Linked DNA regions of Mus musculus: all the other regions are linked to region 2. The links are chromatin loops, found by intact Hi-C in ENCODE. Cell type or tissue: left cerebral cortex. All regions are shown on one strand. Each heading gives the region's core, and the rest is flanking DNA. Links, peaks and the distances in the headings are about the cores only.

Evidence for each region. Peaks named below come from ENCODE experiments on the same cell type or tissue, not always from the same donor. Only the 100,000 strongest peaks of a DNase experiment are listed, where the experiment ranks them.
Region 1: a loop joins it to region 2, with 2.2 times the contacts of the local background. A loop is called at or near these places in 2 of 42 quality-filtered maps.
Region 3: it touches region 2 in a loop (7-fold over the local background); 2 of 42 quality-filtered maps call a loop at or near these places.
Region 4: a loop joins it to region 2, with 8 times the contacts of the local background. A loop is called at or near these places in 2 of 42 quality-filtered maps.

Annotation. Positions count from the first base shown.
Region 1 is chr12:14,077,980-14,084,312 of GRCm38, forward strand. No RefSeq gene overlaps it. Among named protein-coding and RNA genes, the nearest start is that of Lratd1, 71 kb to the right of the region's middle. In left cerebral cortex, for the core only: no CTCF peak of the experiment used is centred there; DNase peaks (open chromatin) are centred at 3,484 and 5,018.
Region 2 is chr12:13,936,266-13,942,598 of GRCm38, forward strand. No RefSeq gene overlaps it. Among named protein-coding and RNA genes, the nearest start is that of Lratd1, 210 kb to the right of the region's middle. In left cerebral cortex, for the core only: no CTCF peak of the experiment used is centred there; a DNase peak (open chromatin) is centred at 3,424; H3K27ac peaks cover 339 bases.
Region 3 is chr12:13,594,784-13,601,116 of GRCm38, forward strand. It overlaps a transcript of Nbas not described here. Among named protein-coding and RNA genes, the nearest start is that of Gm35725, 30 kb to the right of the region's middle. In left cerebral cortex, for the core only: no CTCF peak of the experiment used is centred there; DNase peaks (open chromatin) are centred at 2,518 and 3,996; H3K27ac peaks cover 821 bases.
Region 4 is chr12:13,858,187-13,864,519 of GRCm38, forward strand. No RefSeq gene overlaps it. Among named protein-coding and RNA genes, the nearest start is that of Gm35890, 190 kb to the left of the region's middle. In left cerebral cortex, for the core only: CTCF peaks have their summits at 3,101 and 5,559; DNase peaks (open chromatin) are centred at 2,092, 2,827, 3,286 and 4,042; H3K27ac peaks cover 1,213 bases.

The DNA of each region.
Region 1 (6,333 bases), core at 874-5,873, 140 kb after region 2:
CAGTTGTATTAAAGAGGAAGCTAAGCACATATTTTATAATATACATCACTGTATAGATATGCCACTTGTAACATGAAATCAAGTTGATTAGTTAAATCATTCCAGAATCACTTCATTCTCAACGTGACGTTTTCTGTCAGTTTTTGATAGACTTGTAGCTGATTTTTTTTCATAAAATATCAGTAGACTGACATTTCATTAAAAACACTAATACATTGTCAACTTTAAGACTTTCTTCCAAATTAAGTTCATCTTATAGAAGGCTTGTCTATTTGTTGGTGGAAACTGCTTGAATAACAATGTTTTCTACGTGCTTTTTCTTAAGGTTGTGATTTATGGTTTTTCTCACTGAAACACTTGATAGATACTATTATCTAGTAACCCAGAGGCATAAGTATCAAGCTTACAGGTAAATGTGATGTCACAGTGATCGCCTGGGCAACAGCATCCATGATAAAACTGGAATTATATGATCCATTTTGACACCAGAAATTAAAATTTAAAAGGTGTACATGATGTAATTAGTTAACATATTATTTCAGAAAAAATAGAATATTTCCAACTCTTTAAGATCACCACATCACTGAGGATTTTCATTCATTTATTTACCTTTCAATTTTGACTTGGGTTCATTTGTTGGAGTGTTCTTTTGAATCATATGACACACTCACTACCAACAGGTATCTCTCAGATTCAACTACTTCTTTGAGAGTCACAGAATATTTCACTTCTCCTCAGACATTGCCATGAATCCAGTCACATGCCAGATCTTAACTGCAGTAAAGGTTGGGAGATATGGGCTGTGGTGTGCTCAAGGATAGTAGAAGTAAATGATGTCACTGGCCCATAGAGGCTAAAATTTGCCTAAGTTGTTAAACAAGTAAATATGAGAGGATAAAATAGTGATTGAGATATCATCCACTAGAATTATAATTTTTCTTCAATCTTAACCTCATTTTTGTTTGTTTGTTTGTTTAAAGATTTATTGTTTTATGTATATGTTATGTCTTTGTGTATGTATGCACTTTCACCCAAGGCACTCAGAAGAGAATATTAAATTATACAGAGGTTGAATTATAGACATTTGTGCCACCAAGCGGTCATGAGTTCAATCCTTGGGACACATACTATGTAAGGATAAAATTAACTTCTGCAAGTTGTTTTCTGAACTCCACTCGTGCACTTTACCATGGCACATACCCATCCACACAATATATATCCTCACAGATATATTAATTTAAAATATAATTAGTTTTTTCAAAGAAACTAGAAGATAGTTTAATAGTTGAATACCCAATGCTCTATCAGATTTTAGCATCTGTAAGGGGTGAATCACAAATATAGAAATGATACCAGCTTATAAAGTAAGGTCCTGATACAAGGATCATGTGATACACCAAAATATATGAAAATATACTTTGTAACACGTCCGGTACATAGTCCCATACAATACTATTTCAGAGCTCTACAACTTTTTGGAACATTACAAATGTACTCTTCTCCTATGCGAATGGGAGCCATTGGTGAAGACTTTACTGTGAGCTTCATTTTATCTGTGTGTGGCTTCATTTTATACACATTCCTAATAATCATATGAGGAAAGCTTTAAGACCAACTGCATGGCACAGATAAGAAATTGGACTTGGAGAGGTTAAACATTCAGATTGCTTACCTATTACTTTGAGGGTTATTCACAGCTCTACTTATTCTTTTTCTTGCTGGGCTTCAGCTGACCAGCCCATACCTTACTGGCCCCTGAGAAATAAATTTTGTAATATGCCTAATCCCTACCACTGCACTGGATGCTTGAAGAACTCAAGAGTATTCTAAGTATCTATTGTTTTATTAACTGACAAAGCAGAATGGAATAGGAAACAATTTTTTACAATCTTTCTTAAGCATGAATATGCTTAATTGTTTCTTATGATCTTCTGATAGAAAGCTAGCCACATTTCTGTTTAGAGAACAGTTCCTTCAGATCTTATCTCCACCAATCAGTTCAGCTTTACCTCTTTCTGAGTCTGCCTCATTCAGCTAAATTACTGGTTGCCCTTAACATAGTTCCCTATCTCTGCACCTGCTGTGAGGCCATCTTCTTCCATCTACCATAAAACAGGTCCTTCAGGACCCTTATCTCTCCAAGGCTCAGCTGATAATCCCTACACTGCTAAAGTCCTTTACCACACCATACTCAATCCCATGAAGAATTTCATCACAGAAGTTACCTATTTGTTTTGTCTCCTCGCTTGAGGAGGTAAATTTGAATGAATTTGCTTATGTAACAGTAGAAACTGGCAATTAGTTAACATTCTAACTAGTTTCAATTAATAAGTGGGTTTGCTTTCTGAGACCTCCACTCTGCCTACCACATAGTTTGGTTAACCAATTCATGTTCTCCGTGTTGTCCAGGTATAATTCCTGTGAGCTCTCTTGGCCCAGACCATTAAATATTAAATTTCACCTGCAGAGACTTCATGCTGAACTCACCACTGGTTCCCATCTGCCACTGTTCCTTAGTCAGCAGAGTACTGGATTGCTGGTGGCTGATCTTCACTCCAGCCCTATGGCTATTCAGCTGGACTCCTTGCTGCCTCTCAGTGTGTGACACATAAACCTCTGTGGCACATAGCACTAACTTCAACCTTACAGTTCTCTCAAATACTATCCTATCCTCTTTGAACATGCCCATCTCTTCACATCTCTTTTGAAGAGCTTTCTTTTTCTAAAGAATGTTGACGGTTTTAGAGTACATTACAATTTATAAAAATTGCTCTGTCTGATCAAAAAGAAATTTTGTGAATTATCATGATTGGTGTCTTGATTGTAGGGACTGATACCTTTCAAACAGTGTCAAACAATACATCATGATAGTGGGGGTCTCAGAAGAGTAGCCTGAAAATGTATTTAATGAATATTTGCTGAGTGATAAACTATGAAAATCACTAGGCTCTGTGCAATAGGGACTAAAAAGATGATTGAGTTCCAAGGTCTAGTATTCTAGTAAGAGGTGATAAACACACAGTACAGGGATAAGAGTAGTAATAAAGACAGTCAGTTTTGAGTGTCTGTAGTATGTCATATACTTTGATTTGTTTAATGTGATTTTCATTTTGATTCTTATGTTTCTTTGAGGTAGGCAATGCCATTCCATTCTTAGGTTTAAAAAATTCCAAGTTTTAGAGATAGTTTAGAGACTTTCTCCACCTTCTGTAGCTAAGTTCATGACTATGGCTGCTGGCTTCCAAGTGTCTGCTCTTCTTATTGTACTTCAGTGTTTAGAATAAAGATAAACATGTCAGTATAAATGCGTGATGAAAGAGAGAAATGAACAGAAAGTTTTGTTCCTGAGAATATAATTTAGGATTTACTCCAGAGCTTGATACAAGGATAGCATTAAATAGGGGAGGATGGGAGGAGAGCTAGAAAGAAAAGCACCAGGTAAAGAAAGCAGCCTGTGCTCTAGTGTGGGTGTGCAGAGGAAGAAATGACTAATCACATATGAAAAAGTCCAGAAAGGTAGGTAGGAGGTGGACCCATGAGTGGATAAATATAGACTTGAGCAACTCTAGGTGTTAATGTAAAACAGTGGTTCTCAACCTTCCTAATGCTGAGACCCTTTAATATAGTTCCTCATGTTTGGGGACCCCCAACCATAAAATTATTTTCATTGCTCCTTCATAATTGCAATTTTGCTACTATTATGAATCATAGTATATATATATATATATATATATATATATATATATATATATATATATATATATATATTCTGATGGTCTTAGGTGATCCCTATGGAAGGGTCATGCAAACCACCACAGAAGAGTCACAGCACACAGGATGAGAACCATTGATGGAGACTAAACCAGAAAAATGGGGGTCATTGACTTTTGGTAGTGATGGAATAAAATGGCCTAGGACAGTGATTCTATAAAATTCTTATATCTGGAAAGCTGAGATAGAATATAGACAAACACTAATGCATACCACCACCACTGTCATGTGAACAGACAAACACAAGGGTAAGCATCTGGGGAAGAAAAGTCAATGAGTTTTGTTCAGGGCATAAATACTGGTTGCTTGATTTTTCACTGTTTATACATGGGAATTGGCCAATATTAGGGACTCGTGTGTGCTGGCAATGTGCAATTCAAGGTGTGTCATGGTACTCTGCTCTGTTCTCCTCTTCCTTTACATGGAACAGAATGAAAAATAAATAATAAATGTCATCTCAAGGTTGAAATATAACTTGGTCCTTTTCCTCCTCCAGTGTTTTAAAAAGGTACAAGGCTGTACAGAGATTACAATCATGATAAGCAGGGCTGGGGCTGCTCTTAACTCGACAGAAGGAACTGAGATTTATGAACTCCTAGTTAGGTCCTTAAAGTAAAATGAGGAGCCTGTAATCCCCATCTGTCAAGATTAAGGAAGAATAATTTAGTTTTCCTCTTAAAATCTGTAATGATTCCTTTTCACCTTTCCCCTCTTATATCACTGAAGTGCAATATCCCTACACTGGGTTAATAATGGGATGAGGCACAGATAAATTGAAGCCTGACTCTTTGTTTTGAATTCTGCATATAAAGGTTGATGATGAAATACATTTCTAAAATCCTTCTTGATACTTCAAAGATGAACAAATGGTGTTGGTGTCTCATTTAAGTTCTAAGAAAAAAATCGTGTTGACTTAAATCATTATGATCTATACCTACTCTGTGTCAGGATAATCACAGTTTCTCAGATGGTTTGGAAACATTGTCAAGGTCATGGTAACAAACAAACAAACAAACAAACAGCAACAACAACAACAAAAAGGATGAACCTATCCACCAAACTTAAACAGTGATAGTTGGGACTCCATCCCAGATCTGATGCCAGAGTTTTAGAAATCTGGACTGTTCTTTTGTTCAGTGTATACATTCACAGATGGCTACTGAGAACCTTCGGACTCTGGCTTCCAGTCAAACCAAGGATTGCTGGCTGGCTACCCAGTGGCCAGGGCCAGGAGTTTGCTAAGGGAATAAACTGCCTAGTCAGCGCAACAAAGGGTAGGTGGGTGTGAGTGTGGGTGCCTGTGTGGAAGATTTTTCTGTACTCTCATCCTGCAGTAGGCTGTGGTCCTGCTTGTACAATTTTTCCCCCAGAGTCTATTTTGTGAAATATAATTGAAATCGAAACACCAGTGATTTTTAATCATACTCTCAATTTATATCTCATGTAACCATATGCCAGTGTTCTCAGAGTGTTACAGGGATATGAATTATGTTGAAATTGGATTAGGCAAATACACATTTTCCTTAAAAAATAGATACCCAGAGCAGTAATTTAATTCCACCAACTCTAAAGATTCTCTCAGAAATGCCCTGTGTATCTTATCAGCAGCTCATTGTGAAATTTCTTCTCGGCTATTTCTTTTCATTTCTTTCTAGAATCCAATGTATTTAACAAACATTAGTAGCCATATGAAGTCAATTTATATCAAAATGATCCCTAAATTTAAGGAAATCAGGTCTTTCAAAGGAAGTCATTAGAGTTCTTTTTCCAATTCTTCAGTTTGGGAGAAGCAAAACAAAATGCAATTAAGGGTTCTTTCTCTTCGCAGTAGATACATTAAGCTGCATCATGACTTGAGTGTTTAAACAGTTATTAGGTAGATCAGAGCTGCAGATTCCAATAGGTTGTAAGACAGGCATTACCTTAGTGTATATAATAACCTTGTACTTTGCTGAGGGTACTATTGTGGCAAACAATACATTTTCCTGGAATGATTTCCTGATACTAATAAATGCACAGATTTAAACATACATCTGGAATTTTTTAATGATTAGATTACAGTTCTATTGCAAGCAACTCTCCAGATTGCTTCAATATTAATTCTAAAGTGACACTGTTGTACAACTGTGGCTTCTAGCACCAGATGGCCCTGTTGTATCCTAGCCCAATGAATGTCTCCTCCCTGAGTACTGGGGTCTTCCCACCTCAATTTAGCTTCCTAAAATCTCTCCCCCCCCCCCCAGATTTGCTTAGAGACCCATCTCCTGGGAGAGTCTGAGGCTCATCCATGTGACAGTCAATATTAGCCATTACAGTAACTGCATATGGATTTTGGATTTGACCAAGATACTTTTATTTCACTCCTTAAATTAAAACTTTTTTTTTAGCCCTTCTACTCTACTTCAAAATGGATCCACATATTTCTGGTCTTCCCTGCTCATTTCTATTGACTCAAAAATCTCTCACAGTCTCACAAGGGATCTCATGCAGTGAAAAATGTCAACATAGCCAAAGCCAGAGTGTATTAAATACCTTACTCCTGTCTCTGCCACCCTGGTGGAT
Region 2 (6,333 bases), core at 885-5,884:
TGTCAGTAGTAAAGTCAAACAAAAGTAGAGTCTTATGTACCTACTTAACCCCCACCTCCCCACACTCCCAATATATCTCCCAGCTTCATGTCAGTTTTTCTGATTACTCCAGGAGTAACTTAGAGCTACCCGTATACGCATGTACGACGTGAGGTCATCCAATAGAACAGCTTGCAAGTGACCACTCCCTCCCCAAGAAATGTTACTCTTCTTCCCTCAGCAGCTACAGGTTACCACAGGTTGCTAATTGCTCCTCAGCTGGGGAGTGTGGCATAAAGGACCCTCCCCTTTTTATGTTGTATTTTTAAATTGATTTACTATTGTGAAGATCTTGTGAAAGTTATTAGTGTTACCTTACTCATATATGCAACAGCTGATTGACACATGGTTAATTTTTTTCTTCAATTTAAATGAGACTAATGCTACCTAACTAGTTTGCTAATATATATACACCTTCAGGACTGCTAGTACAGACTTAGACACATTTACTGTAGGACGACCTTTCAACATTTTAAAGTCCTCTTATAGACTTTTAAGCAATAGAAGAGTGCGGTTTTGCTCAAATTCTACCACTAATTGCTGTACATTAATTAGATAAAGTTCCTGTTGTTGGCTGTGCTGTTATAGAATATTTTCCCAGTGGAGGGATGTGTGGAGAAGGACCTGGCCATAATCAAGCCTGGGTTCTGAGCCAGGGAACAGAGAAAAGAATTTGAAATTCAATAAAGTTGGGGCTGGAAGTAGGCCAGGGTAAGTATCCCTGAGCCTGGAGAAATAATGCACAAGAATACCAGAGGGAAGAGGTGTGTATCAGGACCAAATGGTAAGAGGTTAAAGTAAGGTCCCATCTCCATCAGCATCCCTAGTTATACAGGGCCAAGTGTGCATTAAAACCCTCACACATGAAAATAACTGGGGCCCTTGACTGTCACAGGTGTCTTTCTGACTACCAACCCACAAGCCCAATTAGACAGCCCCAGTTGTGCCTAACAACACACACACACACACACACACACACACACACACACACACACATCTCAGATCCATCAAATCTGCTTATAGAGATGAAGTGGCTTGTCTACTCTGTCCCTGGGGCACATCTGTAAGAGAGTCATAGACACTGTTGGAATGAGTGATACTGAGGCTACATCTTTGGTAAGCAGTTGCCTCTGTCTGCTGTTTCATTCAAAGAGAGAATGCTGGTTGGTGTTTTATTGTGGCCTTCTGTGTCTTTTCTTGCTGAGTTCTTCCTGCTGAGACTTCTACAAGACAATAAATAGGGAACTTGTCTAACATTATGATCTGATTAATTATACTTATTGTATTATGAATATTAAAGAATAGTATAAATACCATATGACTTTTCATAGATGGTGGTGCTGTGGCATAGGAAATGATGGGAAGAATCTGCTTCTGTTCAGATTTTCTGCTTTTTTATGTAATTGAAGTCTTTGGAATTTCTTCACTTCGGCATCTTACATTTTCCCATGGTTCAAAGTATCACAAACTGGTTCCTAATTCATACACTGACCCCTTGATACATACTTGGAAGATGCTGTAAACAGGATTTCACAATTCACACCAATATTTTCTGACAAACAAAAGAACAAAGTAGAAATCTTAGAATGTTTTGCAGATATGCCAGCTGTAAATTCACTGTCTTGGGCTGTTTGGTTTGGGAGAGTTCTATAGGGTAATGAGGGTTTGAAAAGAGAAAGTAACTTTGATGTGGGATCATCCTAGAAGCATCATTCATTTATCCATCCATCCATCCATCCATCCATCCATCCATCCATCCATCTATTCATCTGTAAGTATGTTGAAGCATTTAGCATTTGTTAGTTATCCTGGTTGTCACGAAAATAACGGTAATCACTTTAACTCTTGAGGAGTATATGGCCAAGTGATAAGGAAGATGCAAGTTCCAGACAGTGACAGCCAGTTTGCTGCTCAGGCTCTGCTTCTCTGCCCATAGTGGTGTGATAATTCTGTGATAGAAACCACTGGGTAGGGAAATTAGGTAGGACCAGCAGGTAGGGGTGAGTGCAGGGAGAGCAGTCTCTCAGGAGGCAGCTTTGGTAAGACAGCTCATTTTAGGGAGACAAAGGCTTTTTCAAACTTTGGGGGTCAGTAGGGGTTATCAAGGTGAGTGTATATTATTGGGCAGGGCCAGGGTGTTGGGGATGCCCAATTTGCATAAGGAGGAATTCCAGCTGCTGGAGAACATAACCTTTTAAGGAGAGAGGGAGTTTAACCTGGCTACTGGGCTACCTGACCTCCTCCAGTGGGGCAAAGGTCAGGGGGACACAGGGCTATGTGTGCACCAGGATGCACAGGCCCAGAGCAAAGGGTGAAGCCTCTGAGGATGAAAGAAGCCTAGAGGCCACAGGCTGCTTAGAGTAGGCTCTGACTCAGAGAAGGCAGCAGCTTTTCTACATGTAAAAGGAGTAAGTTGTTTCCACATATATAGGGATCAGCACCCTGGAAAGAGATATAACCCAAGTTCATAGGAACACTAAAATGCTGAATTCCTTCGTATAAGGGGATGGACATGTCATGAGGTATCTTTTTTTGTTTTGTTTTGTTTTTTTGTTTTTGTTTTTGTTTTTCCAGAAAGGGTTTCTCTGTATAGCCCTGGCTGTCATGGAACTTACTTTGTAGACCAGGCTGGCCTCGAACTCTGAAATCTGCCTGCCTCTGCCTTCCAAGTGCTGGGATTAAAGGCATGCGTCACCACACCCGGCTTGAGGTCTCAGTTTTGAATGTCACTTCTGAGTATCCTCCACATATGACCTTGCTTCTATAGGGCTCATCGTTCACTATTGGCTGCTTTGCAGATGTTTGGCACAAGGTAACTGTATGTCCTTTGTGCAGGTCTTACACTGAGATGGTAGAGATGGTCATCACAGAATAGTCAAATGATAGAGCAGCTTTAATGAAGACTTTATCTTCAGGTGTGTGTGTGTGTGTGTGTGTGTGTGTGTGTGTGTGTCTTCTGGAGAAAGTGGATGCCAACAAGAGCTGCAAGTAGAAGGCCTGAAATTAAATTAAATTCTGTCTGTTATACCACTTAGTCTAACTCTGCTGGTCTACCCTGAATATCAGCTTCTTTAGAATGTGTGACTATGAGAAGTAACTCAGAGTTATTGGAGGACCTACATGAAATGGGAGATGCTGACACAAGTCAGAGCGACTGGCATGTTCTAATGGTGGCTATTATTACAGGATGCTCACCCCGCACTCCCATACACTTTCCCATGTACAAAGGCTGTTTGCAGATTGATCTCAGTTTCTGGGAGGCAAGTAACTTACAGATCTTTCTGAAGGAGGGTGAGAAGACAGCTCACTGGGCATCGAGTAGGAGGTGATTCTAAGAGAAGCCATGCTTCCAGGGAGCTGATGGACAGGGATGAGTGTACTTGGAGACAAATCTGACCAAACAGATGGAGCAGAGGCAAATGTGGAGGATGAGTGGAGGTGTATCGTAACAGGGTGGCAGAGTACTGATGGCCGGGACAGAAAGGCTTTGTGGGTGGAAGGGATGGTACCATCATGGCTTTAGAGATGTTGACAGCAGGAAGGAGTCCAGAGGAATATGAATAGTCACACATTCATCCTACCAGGGATAGAAATTAAGGCAGGTAATAAGCCCCTTGCCAAACCACAGTCTAATGCAAAGCCAAGATTCCAGCTTTAGAATGCTAACTTCCGTTTTGAATTCTCACTGTTTTATAACATGGGAGTCCACAATCTGTCCTGACCATCATGCCTTTAGAGAATATGTTTACCACAGGAATATAAAATATGTGTTTTTTCTCTCCTTTTGAATTTTTTTTTGTTCATTAATTTTATTCTTCGATACTTTCTCACATTTCTAGCACATTCTGTCTTTGCTTACTTCCTATACTCTTACCTGCCCCCTCCTCTTGTTATCCCCAACCGTCCTCTCCACAGGACACCTTCCCACATTCCTGTATTTTCTTTTGTTTTGTGACCACCTGGTTTTAATTGGAGCCGTCTATGTGGCCACAGGGTTAAAACCCTCTGCCAGAGCCTGGTGGGCTTACCATTTGGTGCACGAGTGAAGCAATGAGTATCCATCAGTTACCAATAGTTTAGCAGTAGTGGATCAGACTCCATGAGCCCCCTTGCAATCAGTGATCAATTATTTACAGGCCTACTTTTATCATGGGGATGCATCATAGGCAGCCCTAGCTGCTGAGAGACTATGTTGGCAATGGCTGTATGAATCTGTTTGGCTCATCCCTCCAATATGGACTGGTAGTATCAACCTTCATTTCCTCTTACTTCATCAAATTATTAATGTTCCTCACATTCTAGGCACTATATAAAGCAATAGAGATATAAATATGAACAAGAGTCAGATATTATCCTCAAGGAACTTATGGTGTTATATAGAGACAGGCAGATGGCAGTCAGGCAGACAAATGCAGTATTATTTGTTGAATACAAAGTGAAGGGCAACTTATGAGACAGGTGAGAGGGTATCTCAGAGGTAAGAGTTCTTGAAGTTTCTCTTTGAAAGAAGGTAGTTGTCTAGGAGGAGTGTTAAATGCTATGTAATGAAAACTCTTATAATCATCTTGGAAGCTCTCCATGGTTAAAAGACAGAGAAACACTTTCCTGACAACATGTGGTAGAGTTCTAAGACAGGAACACTAATAAGCAATTTGGGGAAGCATTAAAGTCTCAACCCTGAGAAAGGTGACTTAATGAAAAAGATAAATGACAAACATTTTCTAGTCTGGAGAAAACCATCTCTCCTATCCTCAGGGAACAGGCTAATTATTTGAAGGAATTACCTTCATCTTCTGGAACCGTGCCAGATGGGATAGTGCTTTTTGCTTTTGCTGTTTTATTCAGGTGAAAGAAGACTTCCATAGGATGAGTTCTTTCTCCACTCTCTAAGCTTTGCAGTAGAGAATGACCCCACAGGTCTGCACAGTTCTATGTCAGGATGATGACACAGTCTCTGAAAATCTAAGTGATATCAACTGTTTTGGGAGATGCAGTAATGTAGGTAGCATGAGCTCTGCTCTCTGAGAGCAAACAGTCAGATGGGGAACACATATCCAAGGGCAAATTCACAAAGCCAAGAGTACATTCCATTGAGGAGGAGTGTAGTTGCTGAGGGCAAGCTGAGGCTTGAATGTTGTTCATGTTTTTAAGATGGAATCATAAAAAAAATGGGTGGGATCCCAAGAGTCAAGTAAGAAGACAGATCTTTTCCTCAGAGAACAATCAAGAAGATGTGGAATTCTGTACCAGTGAAGCTCTTCAGAGAAGAGAAAGAGAAAAGTGAAATGTAGGGTGCATCTGAGGCAGGAGGAAGCCAGTCACAAGAAACATCTTACGTCTCAAGGAGTTTAGGTTTCAAAATATGATGTTAGAGTTTCAGTGTTTGAAGATCCACTTGATGATAGAAAAGAGAAACAAATGGAACAGGAAGATTGAATGTAGTGAACCAGTTATCTAGTAGTTACAACCAACTTGGAAATGTGAAGAGAACTGAGTTAGTGTGCTAAAAAGGAAGAAATTAATCACAGATTGTTGGAGACCTGGAATTGTATGATAGGAGTGGAGCATTGCTCAAAACTAAAGAGATAACTTGACAGTGAGAAACACTAACTGTTCTTTCAGAGAACCTGGGTTTACTTCCCAGAATCAACATTACGGCTCAAACTTCTATTATAAGTATGCTACACACACACACACACACACACACACACACACACACACACACACACTAATTACATTTTCAAAATTTACAAGTGTTGTTGCGTTGGGAAACAGAAGAAAGAGTTGAGTAGGTTGTGTGTGTGTGTGTGTGTGTGTGTGTGTGTGTGTGTGTGTGTTAAAATGATGAACTGAGGTTTGAGCACCCTGCCTTTGAGGTACTTGTGGGTTCTCTGAACTCAAATGTCCTATAGATCATATTACTTAAGCAGAATTGGTCAGGAGTTAAGAGAAGATATTTGTCCTTGAGTTAAACATTTGGATATTACCAACAAATACCAAAATAAGCCATAGAAAACTGGGCTACCGAGAAAGGAAATAATTTCAGACTCAAAGGCAGGGAGACAGGATGTGAAATGATGTCATTTGGAAAATACATAACCTGACAGTGCTAATTATAATGGGCCTGTATGTGGGTCTAAGAACAATCAGCCATTGAAATGGGGCATATGGGGTTCTGACCCTCCCTACTAAGGTGCTGGCTACTTATGGAATCTAGGGGCAGCTGTTATTGCCTTCAATGTGAAACCACTAGGGAGCCAATGATGTTCCAATGGACAATTCCAAACCCATGGT
Region 3 (6,333 bases), core at 412-5,411, 340 kb before region 2:
TTCTTGACGGGAAGGGAAATAGCAACTAAGCCCTTGGCCTTGTCATTCCTTCTGGGAACACTTGCAAGAGGTTGTCATGGCAACATCCTGCTTGTTCAAGCCCAGAGTCTGACTGATAGTTAACCATGGTAGGTACTGTCAGTCTTAGGGCCAGAGGGCTTCCTAATAGGGGGGACCACTGCATGCACCGGGCTTCTGTCCAGTGGAGGCTTTAACCTGGATCATTCCCAGATCACGTGGATCTCTGTTGCTCAAGGCCCTCCGCTTAGAGAATGGCTTTCGAGAGTGACTAAAAATGAGGTCCAGATAGTCCCAAGCTTTCTGAGCCACTGGTCTCATAAGTTCCAGATATGCAGAATGGCTGGGATTCAGGATAAAAACCAGGGTTATTCCCATTTATTGTCAATGCCTTGCACAATCTGCAAGGTGCTACCTCAACCTTGGTTTTATGCAATGCCTTCCTCACTCCTCAGGCGAGGACACAGAGGCAGGAGGGATTAAGAGACACAGCTAGGATGCCCATTCACACGTAGCAACGTGGGAGTAGAGCACTTCCACACTGGATCCCATCCTCCATCCCAGTGCTCCATAGTCTTCCCCCAGACCCCTGCTAACTTTACATGCAAGGACTTGGGCTTTTCCAAGTGATTCTTGCTGTAGTGCTTTCCTTTCTAATGCAGAAACCTAGACTTAATGTGAAGTATTCAAATATTGTAATAGTGATACAAAAGGCAGTCCTACTCTGTCTCTGTCTGTCTCTGTGTCTCTTTCTGTGTATGTGTGTGTGTGTTTGGGTGTGCCACAGTACATATGAAGAGGTCAGAAGACAACCTTAAATATGAATCCTCATCTTCCACCTTGTTTGAGACACAGGGCCTCTTGATTTCCACTATGTATGCCATGGGAGCTTCTGGTCTGTGAGCATCTGGGGGATGCTCTGTGTCTACCTCTCATATGCCTTTAGGGGCACTAAGACTGCAGATGTTTGCTACCTATCTGGCTTTCATGTGTTCTGGAATCCAAACTCGGGTTTGGATGGGAGGGAAATCTGGATGGTGATTGTATGGTCCAGTGATTAGGTAGTGATGTGCAGATAGCCTTGTCACATAACACATATATATGTATATATATATACACATATACAGGAATATATATATATATATATATATATATATATATATTCCTTCTTGAGGATTCTGCTCTGCAGAGTCCAGGTTGAAGGATCCTCACAAGATGCATTGCTGTTCTGTGTTGCTTTGTGGGCAGAACGAATGCATCAGTCTCCCACTTCATCGAGGGACACTGTTTGATGAGGACCTTGTATGGATCTCTCATCAATAAGAACTGAGTTTGTGGCTGTGGAAAGGAGCACAGTAATGGTTAGTATTGAGAGTCAAGTTGACAAAATCTAAAATCACTGAAAAGACACACCTCTGGACATGCATGTCTGTGAGGAAGGTTCAGCAGTGACTTAGCTAAGATAGGAAGACTTACCCTAGATGGTGAGATGTTGGTAGCATCATTACAGGAGCTGGGATGCTGAAATGAATAAAAACGAGAGGGAAGGAGGGAGCGGGTAGGCTGAGCACTGTTCACTCTTCTGCTGCTTTTTAAAAAATTGTTTATTTATTTACATCTTGACTGCAGCTTCCCCTCCCTCTTCTCCCTACCTCCCCTCCCCCATCCACTCCTCCTCCCTTTCTCTTCAGAAAAGGGGAGGAATCTATCAGGGTGACCCTAGCTAAGATTCCTAGCAATGGAGATACAGAGCCTGAACTGGCCATCTCCTGTAACAAGACTTCCAATGGAGGGATTGTGACACCAGCCCAGCCATAATTTTACAATTTGTCAACCTACAATTTGTCCTACTTACAAGAAGTGCAGAGGTAAAGATGGAGAAGAAATTAAGGGAGTAGCTAACCAATGGCTGGCCAGGCTTGAGATCCATGCCATGAGAGGGAGCCCACTCCCGACACTGCTAATGGTATTCTGGTACACTTGCAGACAGGAGCCTAGCATAATTATCATCAGAGAGGCTTCACCCAGCAACTGATAGAAACAGATGCAGAGACCCACAGCCAAGCATTAAGCGAAGCTTACGGCAATCCTGTGGAAAAGGGGAAGGAAGGACTGAAGGAACTAGAGAGGTCAAGGATACCATAAAAAACCTCTACAGAATCAACTAACCTGGGCCAATAGGGGTTCACAGAGACTTAACTGTCAACCAGAGAGCATGAGTAAGACTGACTTAGGCCCTTTGGACATATGTAACAGTTGTGTAGCTTGGTCTTCATGTGGAACAGTAGGAACAGGACTGTCTCTCACTCTATTGCCTGATTTTCAGACCCTTTTCCCCCCTATTGGGCTGCCTCGTCTCGCTTCAATAGGAGATGTGCCAAGTCTTACTGCAACTTGATATACCAAGGCTGGTTGGTATTCATTCTTCTGCTACTTGACAATGGAGTGTGACTAGCTGATTCAAGCTCCTGCCCCCATGCCTTCCCTCCTACATGACAGATTGCACCCTGGAACTGCCATAATAGGAACTCAGATCAACCCTTAGTCACCTCTGCCAGGGATCTTGTCAGTAAGCAGTGTAGTATAATTTTATCCTCCACAGTTTACAGGGACAAAAACTTAACTCACAGCTCGAATATAAATCAAAGCAAGATTATTGGGTATGGGGGGATATGTGGGTGTCTACTAGCCTCTTTCCTCAGTTTGCATGAATGAGTTTCAGAAGGTTTAAGAAACCTGTGGAATTGATCAATGTACATGTTGTGATATAGAAGAAACAGAGTCAGAAAGACTCAGACATACAAACAGATGACATGGTAAAGGATGAAAGTTAAGATGGAGAAGAGGAGGAAGCGATCTTGGGCATGGTGGTTAGCACCTTTAATCTCAGCACTCCAGATGCAGAGGCAGTCACATTTCTATGAGTTTGAGGCCAGCCTGATCTTCATTGTTCCAGGACAGCCAGAAATATATAATGAGACCCTGAGTCAAGAAAGAGAGAGAGGGGGGGGGGGAGGGAGGGAGGGAGGGAGGGAGGGAGGGAGGGAGGGAAAGTAAGAAAAAGAAAGAAAGAATTTTTTAAGAATGAAGAAGAGGAGAGAGAAGAGGAAAAACAAGAAAGAGGAAAGGAGGTAGACTAGGTGAGAGACAGAAAGAAACAGAAGAGGGAAAAAGAAAAAAGAAGACAAGAGAGAGAGAGAGAGAGAGGGAGAGGGAGGGAGGGAGAGAGACAGACAGACAGACAGACAGACAGAGACAGAGACAGACAGAGACAGAGAGACAGAGAAAGAGAGACAGAGAGAGACAGAGAGAGATAATTTTTGAAAGAACTGAGGGCCTTGAGAGGTGACTAGGTCATGAGAGGAAAACCCCTTAGCATCCATCTAAGGAGAGACTTGAGAGAACTTGTGGATCCCCTCCCAAGTGAGAATACAGTCAGACTGTCTATGAAGAATGGATCCTCACCAGACCTCAAATTCTGAATTCTGATGTATGGCATTTTATATGCCACCCATCCCTGTGTATTACTGCATAGCTGAACAGACATAGCGTTCGTACTACATGGACAGAAATGTGCTTTGTGAATTGCCTGCCCCTTTAGGGAGGTGGAAGCGCCTTTGTCCTTCACCCCAGGCCTTTAGGAAGTGTCCCCACAAACAATGACATTTCTCAACCTTTCCATCCTGTTGCAGAGAGCAGCCTTGCCTACCTAGGCAAACTCAGTTCTAGGAAACAAAAACAGTTGGGGGGGGAGGGGCGGCAGGGAACTATTGCTTTTAATGCCTTACAAGCCTCTGGTGAGATTCAGAATAAAGCCTACTACTGTGAAAGAAAGTAGGAAATAAAAGGCATTTTTATTACCCTGGGCTCTGCCTTGTTCGAGATACCTACCTTTCCATTGTGAACCATAGACCTTCTGTGTGTCTTGGCACGATGAGTTGCTGTGATTTCCTCCCACAGACCATCTGGGTGCCAGAGCCATCTTTATAGGAATGCTTACTCAGTGGAAAGGGAGTTGAGGAGCAGCCTGGAACTCTTTTCAGCAGGCTGTTTTATGCATGTGAGGCAATTACTTCTGCAGGAAGCGGGAGGAAGATTTACAGCATTTAGGATTGCAGAGCCCTGTTAATATTGCAACATAAAACCCAGTGTCCAGAACACAGCTCTGAAGGAAGGCAGTGGCAGGGATCTCTGGAGCCCTTGTTGGACACGACACAGTCTACTTCCCAGACCTGAAGCAGGTAAGCCCACTGCTCCTCTTGGGCTACCAGAGGAGAGGAGCAGCTTGGAAATGTCCCTAAAATTGGGTTAAATGGCAATTAGAATCTTTCTGCCTTTACTTGAATTATTTGTACTCTATTTGGTCTTTCTATAAGTGGGTCCTCATTATCTTGGGAAAAAAATAGAAATTCTCATCAGAGACATAGGGGAAAGTTTTGTCCCTATTGTCTTAGTTAGGTTCCAATTGCTGTAAAGAGACACCATGACCATGACAACTCTTATAAAGTACAATATTTAATTGGGGCTGGCTTATAAGTTCAGAGGTTCAGTCCATTATTATCAAGGCGAGAACGTGCAGCTTCCAGGTACATATGGCACAGGAAGAGCTGAGAGACTGAGAGTTCTACATCTTATTCTGAAAGCAAACAAGAGAAGACTGGGTCCTAATAGTGCCACTCCCTGGGCCAAGCATATTCAAACCACCATACCTACTATGTGCCAACCAAGCTTAACATACCTCAGTCCCCCCGGAACTTAAATTTGGGTTCAAGAAGACTTCTATCCTCCTTGATAGGTATATAGAGAATCAGCGGTCCCAAGTACTTGCCTAAGGACATTCTGCTAATTAAGGAATATCTTAGGGTTTTCTTGCTGTTAGGAGACACCATGACCACGGCAACTCTTAAAAAGGAAAGTATTTAATTAGAGCTGACTTATAGTTTCAGAGATTTAGTCCAGACATGGTGCAGAAGAGGTAGCTGAGTATTCTCCATCTGGATCAGCAGCCAGCAGGAAGTGAATGTCACACTGGGGATGGCTTGGATCTGAGACTTCAAAGCATACTCCCAATAACACATTTTCTCCAATTAGGCCACACGTCCTAATAGCGTGACTCCCTGTGGACAAGTATTCTAACACATGAGTCTGTGGGGGCCATTTCTATTCCAACCACCGCAAGGGACAATGACCCAAAGCTAGTACTTTTCCAAAGTATTGTAATACTTACAAAGTTTTCTTTCAGTGATGGCCTGGGGACGTACTTAGGAGCCTTCTGTTTCAGCTATCCTTTAATGAAAGGAGAACTCTGCTTCTAGGCTACCTCAGCTTTACCTCTGCCAAGGAGAGTTTCTTAAGAAAGTCACCTCTTGCCTGATGTCAACTCCTGTCCTGTCACTTTCATGTCCCACCACAGGAAGCTGTGGTAGAAAAGACAAAATATGTGACCAGTGGGTCCTCCCCAGAAAGTGCAATACTGCCACTTTGATCTTTGACTTCCAAACTGCTAGGACCATGTCCATGAGTGTCAGCCCACAGCCTAAAGGGCTCACAGTAATAAACGAAGTGTGCCTTACTACGTTTGCTGCTGTGTTGAACAAGATAAGCTCAGCTCTGTACACTGTACAGACAAAGGACTGCTTCCCAGATTGGCAGTTCCACAAATTCTGGCTGGACTGAATTGTACAAGAATGTAGACATAGCACAGTAGAGATATGTCATTGTATAAAATCCTTGCCTTGACAGCACAAGGACCCTAGTTCGATTCCTAGACACTATGGGGGGAAAAGCTGGGTATGGTGTGTGCATTTGCAACCCTAACTGTGGAAAAAGGGAGACAGATAAAGCCCTGGTTCATTGGCCAGCTGGCCCAAGCCTGTGAGAGCCTCTTTTCCAAACACACACACACACACACACACAAGACAGAGTGGCAGTGAATGTAATGAATTTGTGCCCATAGACACTTAGAAGTGTTGTTCCAGCTTAAGCCTTGGACAGAACAATGAGGCAGCAGGACTAGATGTCACAGCAAAGAGACAGACCTCAAAAGCACCATCGTCTGCACAGCTTCTAAGAGGAGCAAACGGAACGACTGAGCCACTGTGGCGCCTGCTCTACACTGGGACCCTGAATGAGCATCCTGGGTAGCTCTCCTCCCGCCTAGTGATGAGCTTTGGACAGAATGAAGTGCATTTCCATCTACTACCATCTTTAATTAGGAAGGGAATTCCAGCAACTCTCCATGGACCTGGAAAGTAACCAGTATATCATTTTTTTTTCTTTTCAAATTTGGAATAAGTCAAAATAAAAACATGACAA
Region 4 (6,333 bases), core at 832-5,831, 78 kb before region 2:
ATTATGTGTCAGGAGGAATTTCTTTTCTGGTCCAGTCTATTTGGAGTTCTGTAGGCTTCTTGTATGTTCATGGGCATCTCTTTCTCTAGGTTTGGGAAGTTTTCTTCTATAATTTTGTTGAAGATATTTGCTGGCCCTTTAAGTTGAAATTTTTCATTCTCATCTGCTCCTATTATCCATAGGTTTGGTCTTCTCATTGTGTCCTGGATTTCCTGGATGTTTTGAGTCAGGATATTTTTGCATTTTGTATTTTCTTTGATTGTTGTGCCGATGTTCTCTATGGAATCTTCTGCACCTGAGATTCTCTCTTTTATCTCTTGTATTCTGTTGCTGATGCTTGCATGTATGGTTCCAGATTTCTTTCCTAAGTTTTCCATCTTCAGCGTTTTCTCACTTTGGGTTTTCTTTATTGTGTCTACTTCCCTTTTTAGGTCTTGGATGGTTTTATTCAATTCCATCACCTGTTTGGTCATGTTTTTCTGCAATTCTTTAAGGTATTTTTGTGCTTCCTCTTTAAGGTCCTAGCAGTGTTCTCCTGTCTTTAAGTGAGTTATTAAAATCCTTCTTGGTGTCCTCTACCATCATCATGAGTTATGCTTTTAAATCAGGGACTATCTTTTCGGGTGTGTTGGGGTGCCCAGGACTGGGTGGGGTGGGAGTGCTGCGTTCTGATGATGGTGAGTGGTCTTGGTTTCTGTTAGTAAGATTCTTACTTTTGCCTTTCGCCATCTGGTAATCTCTGGAATTAGTTGTTGTAGTCGTCTCTGGTTAGATCTTGTTCCTCAGGTGTTTATGTTAGCCTCTATTAGTAGACCTGGGATACTAGCTCTCTCCTGACTTTCAGTGTTCAGAGTACTCTCTGCAGGTAAGCTCTCCTCTTGCAGGGAAGGTGCCCAGATATCTCTTGGCAGATGTTTTGGTCCACTCACAGAGATCTTAAAATCCCGTGGAGGGTCCTGTGTATACCTTTTGGGTGTCCGCATACTCTGTGCCCAAAGTATCCTGGTTCTGGCGGGATCAGAAGGGCCTTGTGCCCTTGATCAGGCCTGGTTTTCTGCTTCACTAATTAATGCAGTCTCAGGTCCCGTGCGATTGGATTGGATCAGCAGCTGGGTTCCACACACCAGAGGTCTTAAGATCCCATGGAGGGTCTTGTGGGTAGCTTGCAGGTGTGAGCAGACTCCGTGCACAAGCTACCCTATTGCTGGTGGGGACCGGAAGGGCCAATGTTTATTTCTTATTTTGTGGTGTGGGAGATGAAACCCATTATACGTGCTTGATAGATACTCTACCAATGAGATATATCCTCAGGCCCCTAGTCTAAAATTTAAACACTTCAATTTTATTGTAGCTTACCTATCTTGGGTATTGGAAGTCTCATTTGAGGCTAACAATTGTGTGTGTGTGTGTGTTGGTGTGTGTGTGTGTGTGTAGGCAAGTGGTCAACCTTGGAATTACAACACCACATACTGAGTTTTATATGGGGTTTGGGGTTTGAACTCAGCTTCTCATGCTTGCACATAGTAAGGTTTTGACTGAGCCATTGTCCCCAAGCCACAGTAATGGAACATTCTTTTTTTTTCTATAACATTTTTGTAGAAGACATAAAAACCAAGCAAGCAAGCAAGCAAGCAAACAAGCAAGCAAACAAACAAACCCAGTAGCTGATGTGTTGAAATACTTATAAGTAATTTTGAGCCCAATGTCACATGCTAACTTAAAAAATTGTAGTAGCTGTTTCTGAATTTGTGCCTCTTGAACAAAAATTATTCTGAAGTTGTAGAATCATTAAACTAGGGTGGAGACAAGAGTGAGGGCAATCAATATCTCATTACATCTCCCGGGGTTTCCAAAGCAGTGGATATGAGAGAAGAGATGCTCTTAAGAAGAAAGATGGTGCATATAAATGGCTCGGTAAAATAAGTGTTTCCACATTTTACTTAGAAAAAAACCATAGTGTATATTTTAGTGGAGAAAAGTGGATATTTAAATAATTTATCAAACTTCTTTCCCTGGGGAAAATGCAGCGTGATAACGTCTCCATAACTCTCCAGAATGGGCTCCATTTTTAGTTTCCATAAGTAGGAAGCGGCTGGAAGTATGAGAGGCTGAAAAGGCAACAGAGAAAACAAGAGCTTGCATTCAGACGTCCGTTTCCATTTCATCACTGGTGACATAAGCTCGCCACCCTGGCAGCAATGGAGACATTCATGTGATATACTTGTGCCACTGGCCTTGACTATCAGACTACCAGAACAGTGGACCCCCCAAATCAATCGTTTCCCAGGAGTATCATGCAGTGAAGAAAAAAAAAAAAAACATATCAACCTGAAGGGGAACTATCTGCTGGAAAAGAGATTTCACATAGCTCTGACAACTTGTTATATCACTTTGTAGGAGAGACTGTGCTGGGATAATAGGTGGGACCGCACCTTGACAAAGACTGCTTCGTTATAAATACCCTGACTCTTTATTTGGACCTAATCTTAAAATTTTATTACCAAAAGATTGATGTTGGGTTGGGGGAGGGTGTCACTGATCCTCTCTATCCCTCTTCCAAATATGTTTGCATCAAATATATTCCCATTTCTTTTTTTACTCTTGTTTGTTGAACTGACGGGTTAAGAGCAAGTGGTCTTTTGTGACTCCCTGCGCTGTCCGGAGCCAGGTTCTGAGCACAGCAATTCTGGGTCACTGCTAGTAAAATAACATCTGGGCAGTTTCCTTCACAGAGGTCTCCATTTCTGCATGTGGAGGATAATGGGAAAAAGGATACACCCAGGCATTTGATGGTGTTTGATTCCCAAGGCCCCAGCCAGCTATTCCTCTGACTACCACAGAGGCTGCTAAGTGTATCCTTGAATTTCTAGAAGCTTCCAATAGGGGCTTGCAAATCTCTGAGCCTTTTATTTTTGTGTGCATGTATTGTGTGAAGTTTTCTAAAGACGCAGGACCTCTGAGGTAAAATGTTTATACACTGTCCACAGTGTCATCATGTACAGCGAAGGACAGGTGCTTACTGTGGTATGCTGTCCTCCACCTTGTCAATGGTCTGAAGATTCTCCTGACCGTCGGGCCAGTCTGGAGGACCACCACATCCGGGCAGAGGCCCTGCGGGGTCTGGAAGAAAGCAGTGGCTGCTGTAGCTGCTGCAGACCTGATGCGCAGTCACACAGCCCCTGTGTGATGAGTTGTGATTCACATACAACATCTGAGTCAAAAGAAATGGCAAGAGCACTCTGTGGTGCTTTTCTTAGCAGCTAATTGGTTTGTTGTGCTCGGGATGAGCTTCCAGATATATGCTGTGAACCGCCCCCACAATGCTGAGGAAAATGTGTTCTGTGTAGGAGTGTAGGAAGGAGAATGACTAAGGAAAAAATTATATTGCCATGAGAAACAGAATAAAACTGCTCTTTAATTTCAAGCACTATATGATCAAATTTTAAAAGTTGATATTGAGAATATAATGAGCATTGATAGTAGCATCCAGCACAGCGGCTTAGCTGAGTGGAAGCAGGATTTCTAACCCCTTTAAGGGTCAGATCAAACCCCCTCCTTAGAGGTCCTGGAAAGCTGTGTGGGAAATCCCCAGTCATTATACTGTTGCAATTGAGATGGGAAGGCCAATTCCTGTCATCCACACTACGCCATTAGTGATTTCTACAACTACTTTTTCTAGAACCTCTGTGTTGTTTTGTTTTTGTTTGTCTGGTAAAGGAGAGTTGAGGGGTTTGGGGTTTTGTTTATTTGCTTGTTTGCTTTTGTTTTCTTTTCTGTAGCATCTAATTTCTTACCAAAGTAATATTTACATAGTATAACAATCAAAACAGTGCTTCTAGCCCCAAAGTCACACAACAGTTCTTCATTTCCCTCCTTCACCACGCCCTAAGACACTGCTTCCTAGAATGGCTTGTTTCAAGTCTATTGGATACTTGTTTTAGTATTTCTTCCCATATTTCTATATAATATACTCACCACACCGTGCTTTGTCTTTTAAATGACAGCTTGAACATTGGATTTCTTGTGTGAAATAAAGGGTTTAGCACTCACATGCCTCCTCTCTGTGCCTATAGTGCTCAGCCCTGCTCCTCTGTTAGCCGTAGTGTGACACATTCCAGGCTGGTGTTAAATCCACCTTCACTGTTAATCTCTTTAGTCTTATGTAACACTGCTCAGAGAGGATCTATATAATTTTCTATGTGTCTTTTTTTTTTCATACAAGTTTTCAATTTTTCTTTGAGCTCATCATGCCACTCTTCCTTCACTTACTTTGCTATGGAGTGACTGTTAGCCATTCTTAATTCTTAAAGTTTGAGTGGAGTCAAGCATAGTAGCTATGGGTCCCAGCCCTGTTCCAGTTGCCTGCACTCCTGCTCCATTTTAGATTCATCTCTGGCATTGGGGGAACTTACCTTCTATCCATCAGAGTCATACTTTTTGTCTGTTGGATTCACTGTTTTCTGGATCCTACATACTCTTATTGCTTGGTTTACTTTCTTGTGTTTGTGGAACATAAACTTTCTTTTGTTTGTTTGTTTGTTTTGTTTTTTGTTTGTTTGTTTGTTTTGAGTAAGGCATGTCCAAGATTTATTTTTCTAGTCCCCACAAGGCTAAGGGTAGCTTAAGTATAACAGATGAGATAGTCTTAAATTTTGGAATCATGACATACTTTCCCAAGTAATCTTTAGATGCTGGATAAAAGGGAAAATTAGTTTTGAGATGAGTAAAGTCTTTATGGAAAAAGGAATTTGTCACACAGCTCAGTCCCAGTGAAAATAGACCTCCATTCAAGTGCTCCAAATAAACACTTTATTAAAGTAACTACAACTACCTTCTAAGTAATTTTATATCACTAATTCTAGGACTTCCCCCAAACACCAAACTTGAGGATGCTCTGGTTTAATATTTTTATTGTACTTACACATATCTTCTTATATGCTTAAACTCATTTCTATATAATACTTAATGTTATAACTGTGTTATAGCTAGTTGTTATGCTGTATTGGTTATGGAAATGTGATAAGACAAGCAACATGGATAGTAGAGACACATTCTAATGCCACACTCTCCATCACTGACAAGGCAACTTTATTTATTTATTTATTTATTTTTATTTTTTTTTTATAATTTATTATTTATTTATTTATTTATTTATTTTTTCCATTTTTTATTAGGTATTTAACTCATTTACATTTCCAATGCTATACCAAAAGTCCCCCATATCCTCCCACCCCCACTCCCCTGCCCACCCACTCCCCCTTTTTGGCCCTGGTATTCCCCTGTACTGGGGCATATAAAGTTGACAAGGCAACTTTAGAACATTATTTTAACCTGGGGATTTTTGAAGCCAAGGCAATAGAGCCCATAGATACAGAGGTCAATAGTATCTACTGATTTTTAAACAAATTTAAGGGATATTGTAAAGACTAGCAGTTTTGAGCCAGAATTTACACACCCAGCTTGAAGGGGAGAGGTGAGAAAAGTATTGGGAGAAGTAGCTGTGTTGGAATCAAGGAAGAGGCATGTTCTAGAGAAGACAATGACACCTGCAACTGCAGGAGCTGCCACAAGGAGGGGGACAGGGTTTAGAACATCTCATTTCTTGTGTTTTCTTGATTTCCTGTTACCACTTCTTCCCATTAGCAATATCAATGGGATGTGGTTCAGCAAGAGAGTCTGGGTTAACAGTTTATGGAGGCAAAGTATGAGTAGCATAGAGATGGCAGACAAAGTGTCCTACTTCCTCCAGTATTTACAGGACATCTAAGTGTACACCCCATGGAAAAGTGATAGGCTGAAATACATAGTTTTTGAAAGAAGTAAGACACCAAGCAAACCTATACTGGAATCACTGGCCATCTGAAAAAACATTACAAAAACTATTAAGAAAAATAGTTTAGATAAATATTTGCATTAATAATATAAAAACAAACAATAGCAGAAGGGGTGTGTATGTCTGAATGTGTTTTTCTGAGAAAGGTTAAAAATATATAACAACTTTAGAAGTTTGTTGAAGGAAAAGAGAAAAAAATGCTTATAAATAAAGGGGAAAGGCTGATAGCTGCCTGGAGGAATGTAAGTTCCATGCAGCTCCATGATTTTAAGAACATGAGAGCAGGAAAACAAAGAATTTACCTATTGTAAAAACAAGTAAAAGAAGAATAATGATCAATAATTAAAAAAAACAAAGAAACAAACAAAAATAACCACTGTAAGAAAGCAATGATTTCATAGGTGAGTTTTGTCTCCCCTTTAGAGTGCTAATGATCATAATGCTGATTATATGATGTTGGACTTTAAAAGACTCCTTGAATTTATACTGACACTGGAAGG